Linked DNA regions of Homo sapiens: region 2 is linked to region 1. A link is an interaction called in ENCODE POLR2A ChIA-PET data of the cell type or tissue named here. Cell type or tissue: Panc1. All regions are shown on one strand. Links, peaks and the distances in the headings refer to the core of each region. The heading gives the core; the rest is flanking DNA.

Evidence for each region. Peaks named below come from ENCODE experiments on the same cell type or tissue, not always from the same donor. Only the 100,000 strongest peaks of a DNase experiment are listed, where the experiment ranks them.
Region 2: POLR2A ChIA-PET joins it to region 1 with 16 read pairs; 4 of 35 experiments call an interaction of 5 or more read pairs at or near these places.

The regions. Positions count from the first base shown.
Region 1 is chr3:185,152,734-185,158,115 of GRCh38, reverse strand. C3orf70 (chromosome 3 open reading frame 70) reads left to right here and starts at 5,056. Exons shown (of 2, transcript NM_001025266.3): 1 at 5,056-5,382. The coding sequence starts at 5,293. RefSeq lists an enhancer at 4,871-5,010. In Panc1, for the core only: a CTCF peak has its summit at 5,162; no DNase peak of the experiment used is centred there; H3K4me3 peaks cover 723 bases; H3K27me3 peaks cover 1,797 bases.
Region 2 is chr3:185,221,738-185,227,119 of GRCh38, reverse strand. The region is part of intron 4 of EHHADH (enoyl-CoA hydratase and 3-hydroxyacyl CoA dehydrogenase); the gene reads left to right. Among named protein-coding and RNA genes, the nearest start is that of MIR5588, 29 kb to the left of the region's middle. In Panc1, for the core only: no CTCF peak of the experiment used is centred there; no DNase peak of the experiment used is centred there.

The DNA.
Region 1 (5,382 bases), core at 322-5,321:
GAAAATGCCGGAGCTTAGACTTGAACTATTTGCATTGTTTTGATGCTGTTTTCCTACCATGCCTGCTGCACCATGACATGGAGTCACTTAGCCTCTTGAATCCTCAATTATTTTGTCTACAACATGAAAGGATTGGTGGATGTATCAGTTAACTTTTGCTGTGTAAGAAACCACCCAGAACCTAGCAGCCTAAAATAACGGCCATTTTATGGAGCTTATGATTCTGTGGTTGATCATGGTGGTTGTCCTGGTCTGGACTGGCTCAGCAGATCTCTGTTGGACTCTCATGCTTCTGTGACCAGCTGGTGGGTCTACATGATCTGCCATAGCCCCATTCATAGTTCTAGTGGTTGACAGACCATTGGCTGGGGATCAGCTGCTCGCCAACTGGAGCACCTCATTCTCCTTCACAAAGCATTTTATCCTTTAGCAGCCTTGCTCAGACTTGTACACATGGTGGTCTCAGGGTTCCAACACAGAAGGAAAGGGCAAATCCCAATAAGAATGCTGTTTGCAAATCTTTACCATTCTCGCTACTCTTTCATTGGCTAAAGCAAGTCACATGGTGTAGCAGGCAGCTTCTGAAATGGCTCTCAGTGATTCTTGCCTTCTGGCATTCCTGCCGTCATATAATCTTCTCCCCTTGCATGGAGCTGGACCTAGCAACTTGCTTCTAATGAGTAGAATATGACAAAATTGATGGAATATCACTCCTGAGAATAGGTTATAAAGGATTGTGGTGCTCTCTCTGACTCTTCTTAAAGACATACTTGTTCTGATAAAGCAAGCTGCCACGTCTGAACTGTCCTATGGAGAGGTCCATGGAGATCCTAACAACCGGTGAAAAACAACAGTTCCTACGGAACTGAATCTTGCTAACATACAGTGAGTGAGTGAGCTTGGAAGCAGACTCTTCCCTGGTTGAACCTTTAGATGGGAAAGCAGCCTTGGCCCATATTTTCACTGCAGCTTTGTGAGAGACTTAGAAGCCAAGGACCTACTGCAGTTACATCTGGGTTCCTGACTCACAGAAACTGTGTGTTCTTTTAATTTGGGAGTGATTTGTTACAGAGCAATAGATAACTAATACACACAGCTAAGCTCAGAGTCAGTGTGGGAGGTGACTATCCAAGGGTACAGTTATAAGAACAGTAATTATATGAATTATTTATACATACTTGCAAACAATTTACCAAAGATGAATCTTTTCCAGCCCTTTAGAACCGGAGATGAAATTATTTTCACTATTTCAACAATTATTTATTCTCTGCCCTAAATATTGAAAACAAGATGGAAATGTTCCTGTCCTCAAAGAGCGTACAGTTTGTGTCGGGGAAGGGACACAGGGAAAGATATTAATTGAAGAATTCCTTCTTTAATTTTTGTTTACAATTGGGATAAGTGACCTGAATGGACAGCGTGTATAGCTCAGTCTGGACTAGTCAGAGAAAATGGCACTTAATCTGAAGAGGTAGATGGGGGATTAAGAGTCAGGGACAGAGGAAAATTCCAGGCAGAGGGAGTAGTATTCTTTTTTATTTTATTTTATTTTATTATTATTTTTTTGAGACGGAGCTTTACTCTGTCATCCAGGCAGTGCAGTGGTGCAATCTCAGCTCACTGCAACCTCTGCCTCCCGGGTTCAAGTGGTTCTCCTGCTTCAGCCTCCTGAGTAGCTGGGATTACAGGTGCGCGCTACCACACCCGGGTAATTTTTGTATTTTTAGTAGAGATGGGTTTTCGCCATATTGGCTGGTCTTGAAATCCTGACCTCAGGCGATCTGCCCGCCTTGGTCTCCCAAAGTGTTGGGATTACAGGCATGAACCACTGTGCCTGGCAGGGAGTAGCATTCCTTTTTTTTTGAGATGGAGTCTCACTCTGTGGCCCAGGGTGGAGTGTAGCAGTGCGATCTCGACTCACTGCAACCTCCACCTCCCGGGTTTAAGTGATTCTCCTGCCTCAGCCTCCTGAGTAGCCAGGATTACAGGTGCGCACCACCATGCCCAGCTAATTTTTGTATTTTTAGTAGAGATGGGGTTTCACCATGTTGTCCAGGCTGGTCTCGAACTCCTGACCTCAGGTGATCCATCCGCCTTGGCCTCCCAAAGTGTTGGGATTACAGGCATGAGCCACTGTGCCTGGCAGGGAGTAGCATTCTTAAAGGGGAGCTGGAGAGGTGGTCAGCAGCTACAGGACAAGTTCATATTTATGATCAAATTGTATGCTATTATGCAATAATTATGGTTAGAGATTTTAAAATTTCCTTTAGAGATATACACCAAAATATTAATGGATGAAACGATTTGATGTTTGAGATTGGCTTAAAAATGATCCAGTGGACAGGTTGGGGGCCTGGAGTGGGTGGCGCTGTAGATGAAACAAGGTTTTCTAAATGAGTTCATAATCGTTGAAACTGGGTGATGGGTACATGGGTACATGGGGGGTTATCTTCATCTCTCTATGTTTGTATATTTTGGAAAGTTTCATAATAAAAAATTTAAAAATCGTATCCCAACAACACATCCTGAAAGCTGTGTGTATATATTTGAGAGGTCACAGCAATTACCTCCTCCCGCTCCACACCAGACAGTAGAAATCAATAACGTCTTTAGGGCAAGGTGATGGAATGAGTTTCATGGTACAGAAAATGTAAAGGCTTCTCAACTTCAAATCACGTGTCTAACCTAAAATAAGGTGTTTGGATAATTCATCTTGCCTCCTAGCTAAAGTGCTATATTGCATGCTTTCTCATGCTCATTTTTTACTAGCTGAGATGGTTTATTTCATATATTGTGGAATCTTACCACATGGTTCACCCTGGGGTAAAAGTCAGGGGAAGGATCCCATACAAGTATTAGTTACTGAAATACAGAGAGGATGCCGTCATAAGGCCTTCTATGATAGGGGCAGTATTAGAGTGAGTTATAGGTTGGAGAAAGAGAAAAATAGGGTAGAACAGATGGAAAGTCCCCTTTGAAAAATTGTTGGTTGGCTTGCTGCAGTAATAATGGAGTATGGATTTCTTTGATTAAGATTTCTCTGCCTTTTACTTCCGTTATTCTGAGGTAGGTCAGACTGTGAAGTTAACAGCAGGGGTGCATAGATTTTGTGTCAGAGATGTATTCCTTTAGGATTTTTTTGAGGCGGGGAGCAGTTGGGGTGGAAGCTGATGAGATGATTCTTCATGTTTGCAACTGTTTCAATGTTAGGTTAATGGGGGAACTAGAGTTTGTGATTTTGATTCAGACCTTTCTGGAAAATACTTTTGCTGCCAAATTGAGTCTCTCCCCAATCCCTAATAAATGAAGATTTCACCAGAGTCAGATATATGCAAATTACATTTCCCTTCTCAAGCCAAGGTTACATAAAAGGGAAAATTATGAAAGATTGCTTATGGCAGCAAGGATTTTCAAGCTTGAGGATGAATTTGGTTGTTTCAAAACCATGATGAGTCTCTTGTCAGTGCAAAGCAGGAAAGGCATAAAGGAGAAAGTGGACCTGGGCATAAACATGTTCCCACACAGTGTTTGTGCTGAAAGCCTTGTTCCTTGAACAAGCATTCTTCTGTGCGTTTGGCAAATAAGGAGGGGGTGTCCCCTCCTCTTCTGTGTTCAAGGCTGGGTTCTGGCCTTGTTGCAGGGAAACACTAATTCCCAGCAGTGCACCATGGGAGCAAATGGTTTGTTTCCTCTTCAGTGAATCCAGCCTGGGGTCGGTTCTCAGCAGCAGAGCCTGGCATGGAAAATCTATTTGGAGCAACTTGTCCCCAGGAGGGAAGAGTGCGAGCCAACTGTGTGGGGAAGCCGCAGCCACCACAGGGTCAGTCACACCTGCTGGCCAGAGCAGGCGCTAACACAGAAAGGCAGAGTCCTCCGCATACATGAGTCCTGTTTGTGTGCCCACCCACTCCTATGTACCACACACACCCGATTTGATCCGTATATGCCATGTGCACACTCGACATGCCAGATACACGCACTGCACTGCCACACATATACCATACACACACCACTCTGTATTACTAAGCATACCCACCCCCACAACACGTGCACAAGCACATGCACGTCCAACTACACACATATACATATTCTGCACGCCACACACACTCAACCACACACACACCACCCACACTCCACCTCAGTTATAACATTCATTTCACATACACACGTATACACACACCTCACCAGTCACTTGCATCACGCATACCACCCACCATGTACCATGAACACACCTAACCACACACAACCACACACGCATACCCACCATACATACTCCAAATAATCATACACACGCACGCAACACACACATCCCATGCACACCAAACTACACATACGCAGACACACACACACATCAATGCACCCAGCTTTGTTGCTTTCCCGCTCAACGGAGGCGGGGGTGGGAGGAGAAGGGGGAGGGGCTGCGGTCCCGGCGAAGGTTGGGGCGGGCGCGGGAAGGCCCGGGCGCACTGGCCTGGGGTTTGGGGCGAGGCGGGCAGGGGTTGGCGGTGCTGGCCCCTGACGCGCCCTGTGGCCGCGCTGGGGCAGGAGGCCCGCCCTGGGTGGGGGGAGTGCGCGCGTGTGCACGAGCGTGTGCGCGCCTCCCAGGGGCTCCATGCCCAGACACGGGGAGGTGTGTACGAGGGAGATGTGAGACGCCTGTGGGGACAGGCTGTGTGTGTGAGATCCTCGCTACGCGATGCACCCGGCCCGGGCCACTAGGAGGTTCGGGTGGGCGTGGGCCAGGTGTGCGCAGCCCTCCGTGGAGCGTGTGGACGCGTGTGTCAGTTCTCGGTGGCCAGTGTCACTCGGGGGGAAGTGCATATGTAGGCTGGCGTGCATGTGAGTACAAAGCGGCCGAGGAGTGTGTGTTCACCACGGCCCTCCGTCGGGGTCTTTCTCCGAGGAAGGAGTGAGTATGTGAGGAGGACCTCGCTGTGACCGGCGGGGACGCCGACGGCCAAGCTCCCCAGCGGCGTGTGTGTGAGAAGGCCGGGCTCGCTGAGGAACGTCGCGCGGGGCCGACCGGCGCGCGCCTGTGCGCGTGCGTGTGCGCGTGGGGCGCGGCGCGCGCCGCGCCGGAGGGAGGGAGGCTGCCAGCCCGGACCCGGTCGCAGCGCCCGGGGCGGCTCCTCCTCGAGCCTGGGACCGCCGCGCTCCCGCCGCCGCCGCGTGCTGGCGTGACTCCCGGCCCGTGCCGCGCCCTCCCGCGTCCGCAGCCGGCTCGGCTTCCTGCCCACCCAGACGTCGCTTCTCCCGGGCTCCCGGTGTCGGCTCCGCGCGGAGGGAGAGGAAATGAGTGCGGCGGCCTCGCCGGCGTCGGAGCGGGGTTGGAAGAGCGAGAAACTAGATGAGGCTCAGGCCCTGGCGCGGAGTTGCGCCGCC
Region 2 (5,382 bases), core at 218-5,217, 69 kb before region 1:
ATCAAAGACCTGGCTTTGAATCCCAACTCTACCACATATAAATAATATGCCTTGTGCAACTTAATTTTTATTTATTCATCCAGCAATTATTAATTTTCTCTCATATGCTGGGCCCTTTTCTAGGCATTAGGCCTATAGCAGTGAAATGAACCAACAAAAATTTCTGCCTTCATGGAGATTGTATGAAGAACAGAACAATAATCACAACAATAATCATCATTGTCATATTTCATTAATTCAAAAATGTCCTTTTCCCCACAGCTTTCAAAGTGAGATGACTCTCAGATTCATTGTAAGTCATGGTTTAATTTACAGTTTTTTCCTAGTTTCTGTGTTAGGAATTTGGGAGCAGCTTACTTGGGATATAGCTCAGGGTTTGTCATGAGATCGGAGTCAAGACACTGTGACTAGGGCTGTAGTCATCTGGAGGATCTACTTTCTTTCTTTCTTTCTTTTTTTTTTTTTTTTTGGAGATGGAGTTTCACTCTTGTCACCCAGGCTGGAGTGCAGTGGCACAATCTTGGCTCACTGTAACTTCCATCTCCTGGGTTCAAGTGATTCTCCTGCCTCAGCCTCCTGAGTAACTGGGATTACAGAAATGCGCCACCATGCCCGGCTAATTTTTGTATTATTAGTAGAGACAGGGTTTCACCATGTTGGCCAGGCTGGTCTTGAACTCCTGACCACAGGTGATCCACCTGCCTCAGCCTCCCAAAGTGCTGGGATTACAGGCGTGAGCCACTGTGCCCGGCCTGGAGGATCTACTTTCAAGATGACCCAGTCACATGGATGACTAGATGGTGCTGACCTTGGCAGGAGGCTTCCTTTCCTATGTACGGGGACCTCTCCATAGAGCTTCCTGAGTATTCACACAGTGTGACAGCTCGCTTCCTCCAGAAAGACACCACAGTGTCTTTTATGACCTACCGTTAGAGTCACATGCCATCTTTTCTAAACTCTCCTATTGGCTATGCAGGTCTTCTCTATTCAGTATGGGAAGAAGCTTGAATACCAAGTGGTTAGACTTGCTGGGGGTCACTTTGGAGACTAGCCACCACAACTGTATGCACACACATATGCCTACCTATTATATAATTTAGATAGATAGATAGATATAGACAGGTGGAGATAAGTGCTAAGAAAACACAAAACAGAAAGGGAGAGATATAAAATGTTAGGAATGGGAGGTGAATTAATATTTCAGGTAGGGTAGCTAGAAAAGGTTTCTCTACAAAATGACATCTGAGTAAAGACCTGAAGAAGGTAAGGAAGCTTGTTATGCCAATATCTGGAGGAAGAAATCCCACATACAGAAAATAGCAAGTACAAAGACCTGAGGCAGGGACATGCTTGGAATGTTCAAAGAACAGCAAGAAGGTCAATGTAACTGGAATGAAATGAGTCAGGGGAAAAGTAGTAAGAGGATGAAGTCATATCTTTTTGGGCTTGGAAGGTTATAGAAAGAACTTTGGCTTTTCTTGTGAATGAGGAAGAAAGGCATTGGAGTGTTTCAAGCAGAGGAGTAACATGCTCTCACTTAGGTTTTTCAAACAATCACTCTGGCTGTTGAAAATATACTAATTGGAGACAAGGACAAAAACAGGAAGACTGAGGGCTGCTATCATAATCCAAGGGAGAGATGATGGGGGCTTGGATCTGAGTAGTGGCAATGTAAATCATAAGATATGGTCAGATTCTGGAGATATTTTGAAAGTAGAGCCAACAGGATTTTGTGACAGAGCAGATACGAGATGTGAGAGAAAGAGGAGAGTCAAGGATGATCTAATGGCCAGAGTGAGTAGCTGGAAGGATGGTGCCATCACTAAGACTGGGATTTCTGCTGATAGAGCAGGTTTTATGGAAGTATCACAAGAGCTTCATTTGGGACATGTTAAGTTTGAGAGGCCTGTTACACATCCAAGTGGAGATGTCAAATAGACAATTGGATAGACAGGCCTGGGGTTTAGGAGAGAGAGGTCTTCTGAACTCCTCTAAGCCTCTGTTTTCTCATCAGTAAACAACCACATGGTTGTTTTAAGGAATAATGAAATAACATGACATGCTTCTGATATAGTGCCTGTTAAACAGACCACATTTCATAAACGGTATCTGGCCCCCAAAGATGTCCACGTCCTAATTCCCAGAACCTGTGAATATATTATGTTACATTCAAAATAACCTTTGTACGTGTGATTACATTAAAGATCTTGAGAGGGAGATTACCCTGGACTATCTAGCTCAGCCCATTTTATCACAAGAGTCCTTATAAGAGGGAAGCAGAAGGTCAGAGAAGAGAGAAGACACTATGTGCTGGCTTTGAAGATGGCAGGAGAGGTCACAAGCCAAGTAATGTAAGCAGCTTCTAGAAGTGGAAAAGACAAGGAAAACATTCTTTCTTACAGCATCCAGAAGGAACACCTTCTGCTGACCTGTTTTAGACTTTTGACATCTTAAACTATAAGATAGTAAATGTGTGTTTTAAGCCTCTGAGTTTGTGGTAATTTGTTACAGCAGTAATACACTACTAATACAAAAGCTATTAGTAATCACGATATTCAGAATCCTGCTTTGGTTTGGAAAATATTTTTTTCTTTCTTTTTTTTTTTTTTTTTTTTTTTGGTGACAGGGTCTCATTCTGTCTCCCAGACTGGAGTACAGTGGCACGATCTCAGCTCACCACAACCTCCACCTCCCGGGTTCAAGTGATTCTCCTGCTTCAGCCTCTCCAGTAGCTGGGATTACAGGCACGTGCCACCACACCCGGCTAATTTTTTGTATTTTTAGTAGAGACAAGGTTTCACCATGTTGACCAGGCTGGTCTCAAACCGCCGACCTCAAGTGAGCCACCCGCCTCGGCCTCCCAAAGTGCTGGGATTACAGGTGTGAGCCACTGCGCCCGGCCGAAATTTTTTTTTTTCTAAGAAAGGGTGTTAAAGAAAAAGATTAGTTAAATTGTGAAAGTTGAAGATTCCCTACTGATGTGAATGAGGAAAAAAAGTGCCAACTTTGTAGGCACTGTTCCCATAGGAAATTAATAAGTAAATAGATTTAGGTGGCTAACCCTTTCTGATCTTCTGAAATCCATAAGACAGGTAATTCTGGAAAGTAGAGTGATTACAACAGCAACCTTCTCCACAATTTCCTTAGAATGCCGTCTGAAAATGAACGAATCTTTAGCAGTAACCACAAAGGATATGCCTGATCATATTGCAGTTCGTTCGCTGATGTTCTCTGTCCAATCAACTGACAGGACTACAGTGTCCTGCTCCTCTTTCTGTTTTATTTTCTAGGTGCTGTCCCCTTTGTTCACAGAAAAGCATAGAAAGCTCTGCTGTATTCTCATAAAGCTTGGCCCCAGCCCTGATGAGTTTCTCTATACTCATTCACAGGACAGGCTTTGAGCTCTAGACTTTGGTGGGATACCTCTTACTACCCAGAATACTATGGGGGGAAAGAGGAATTGGGAGTAACATCTTTATCCTGCCTGCCTTTTAGCTGTAGGTCCAGGTGGGTTTTCGCTATACATTTTTTAGTACTAGCACCTCAAGGCTCTCAGGCAGAAATAATTAATATCAGCAAATATTGTTCTATGACCAAAAGAAAGACACACAAAAATTCTTAAAACTAAAACAACTGCAACTCTAAAACCTATGAAAATATTTTATGACTTAAAAAAAAAGAAACATAAACGTCAGTCTGCTGAAACATTAAAGAAAACAAAAAATTTTAGAAAACTCACATTATTCTAAACTAGAAAAGAAAATATTTTGTTAAATAAGAACACCGTATTTAAAATCAAAACCTTAGCCAAAATAATTTCTTTTTGAAGCAATAAAAAGATGTGGTAGGATAGATTACAGAATCAACAACATAGAGGATAAAAAGAGACACATCTAAAGAATTCAGAAGAATTTAACAAAAAGATAAATAAAATGTAAATGAAGATAGCAGACATGGAAGATACATAACAGAGGTCTCTGCTTTGAATAATACGTGCTCCCAAAGCACAAGGCAAAAAAAATGAAAGCAATAACCAAAAGAAAAAATAGAAGAAATTCTTCAGACATTAAATAGCATCAGAGATTGTACTTTAACAAGCATGCCATTTTCCTGGAAAAACTGATGAGGAGATAATTCTTTGATGTGTCTTGGTAAAGATTTTAAACTTCCAGAAAATAGAATCCTGCAAGCTTCCCCAGGATAAAAACAAATAAAACGAAAGGTTACTTTCAAAGGAACTAAAATTATACCAGCCACAAGTAAATGCTGTGGAATATTCACATGCTAGGATGCTATGTAATATTTATGAAGAATGATGATCTAAATCTCAGGGTTCTTAAAGTGTGGTCCAGGGACTCTCGGGTGTGGCCTAAGACCTTTACAGAGTCCTTGAGATCAGATCTATTTTCGTAATAATAAGACATTACTTGCCTTTCTCACAAATGTGTAGTGGAATTTTCCAGAGACTGTAATATGCCTTGTGATATCACAACAGATTGAATGCAGAAGCAATAGGAGAATGAGAATGCAGCTGTCTTCTGTTAAATCAGACAGTAAATAAATTTGCAAAAATATAAAACAATTGCACTCTTCTCCCTAATTTTTAAATTTTTTATATAATTATTTTGCATAAAAACATTATGCTAACATGCAGTGAGTTTATTATTTTAAAATGAACTAATAAAGAAACATTTTTAAAGCTTGCAGTGATTTTTCTTTTTTTATTTTTATTTTTCTGAGATGGTATCTCCCACTGTCACCCAGGCTGGAGTGCAGTGGCACGATCTCGGCTCACTGCAGCCTCCGCCTCCCAGGTTCAAGTAGTTATCCTGCTTCAGCCTCCCAAGTAGCTGGGTCCACAGGCTCGTGGCACACCCAGCCAATGTTTGTATTTTTAGTAGAAACAGGGGGCGGGGGGCACCATGTTGGCCAGGCTGGTCTCAAACTCCTGACCTCAGGTGATCCTCCTGCCTTGGCCTCCCAAAGTGCTGGGATTACAGGTGTGAGCCACCACATCCGGCCTTGTGATTTCTACACCCAGACAAAAGCTTGCAGTTTTAATTTCTAATACAGTAAATATTGATATATATAACCTACATAAACACAAGCTTTTTGGAGTTCTCCATAATTTTTAAGAGTGCAAAGGGGTCCTAAGACCCGTTTGATAACTGCTAGTAGAAATCCGTATAGAAACCATGATATAAAATTGTGTATACATTAGCCAAATTAGAAAATAATGTGAGGCGGGCCGGGCACGGTGGCTCATGCCTGTAATCCCAGCACTTTCAGAGTCCAAGGCAGGTGGATCACCTAAGGTCAGGAATTTGATACCAGCCTGGTCAACATGGTGAAACCTCATCTCCACTAAAAATACAAAAAAGT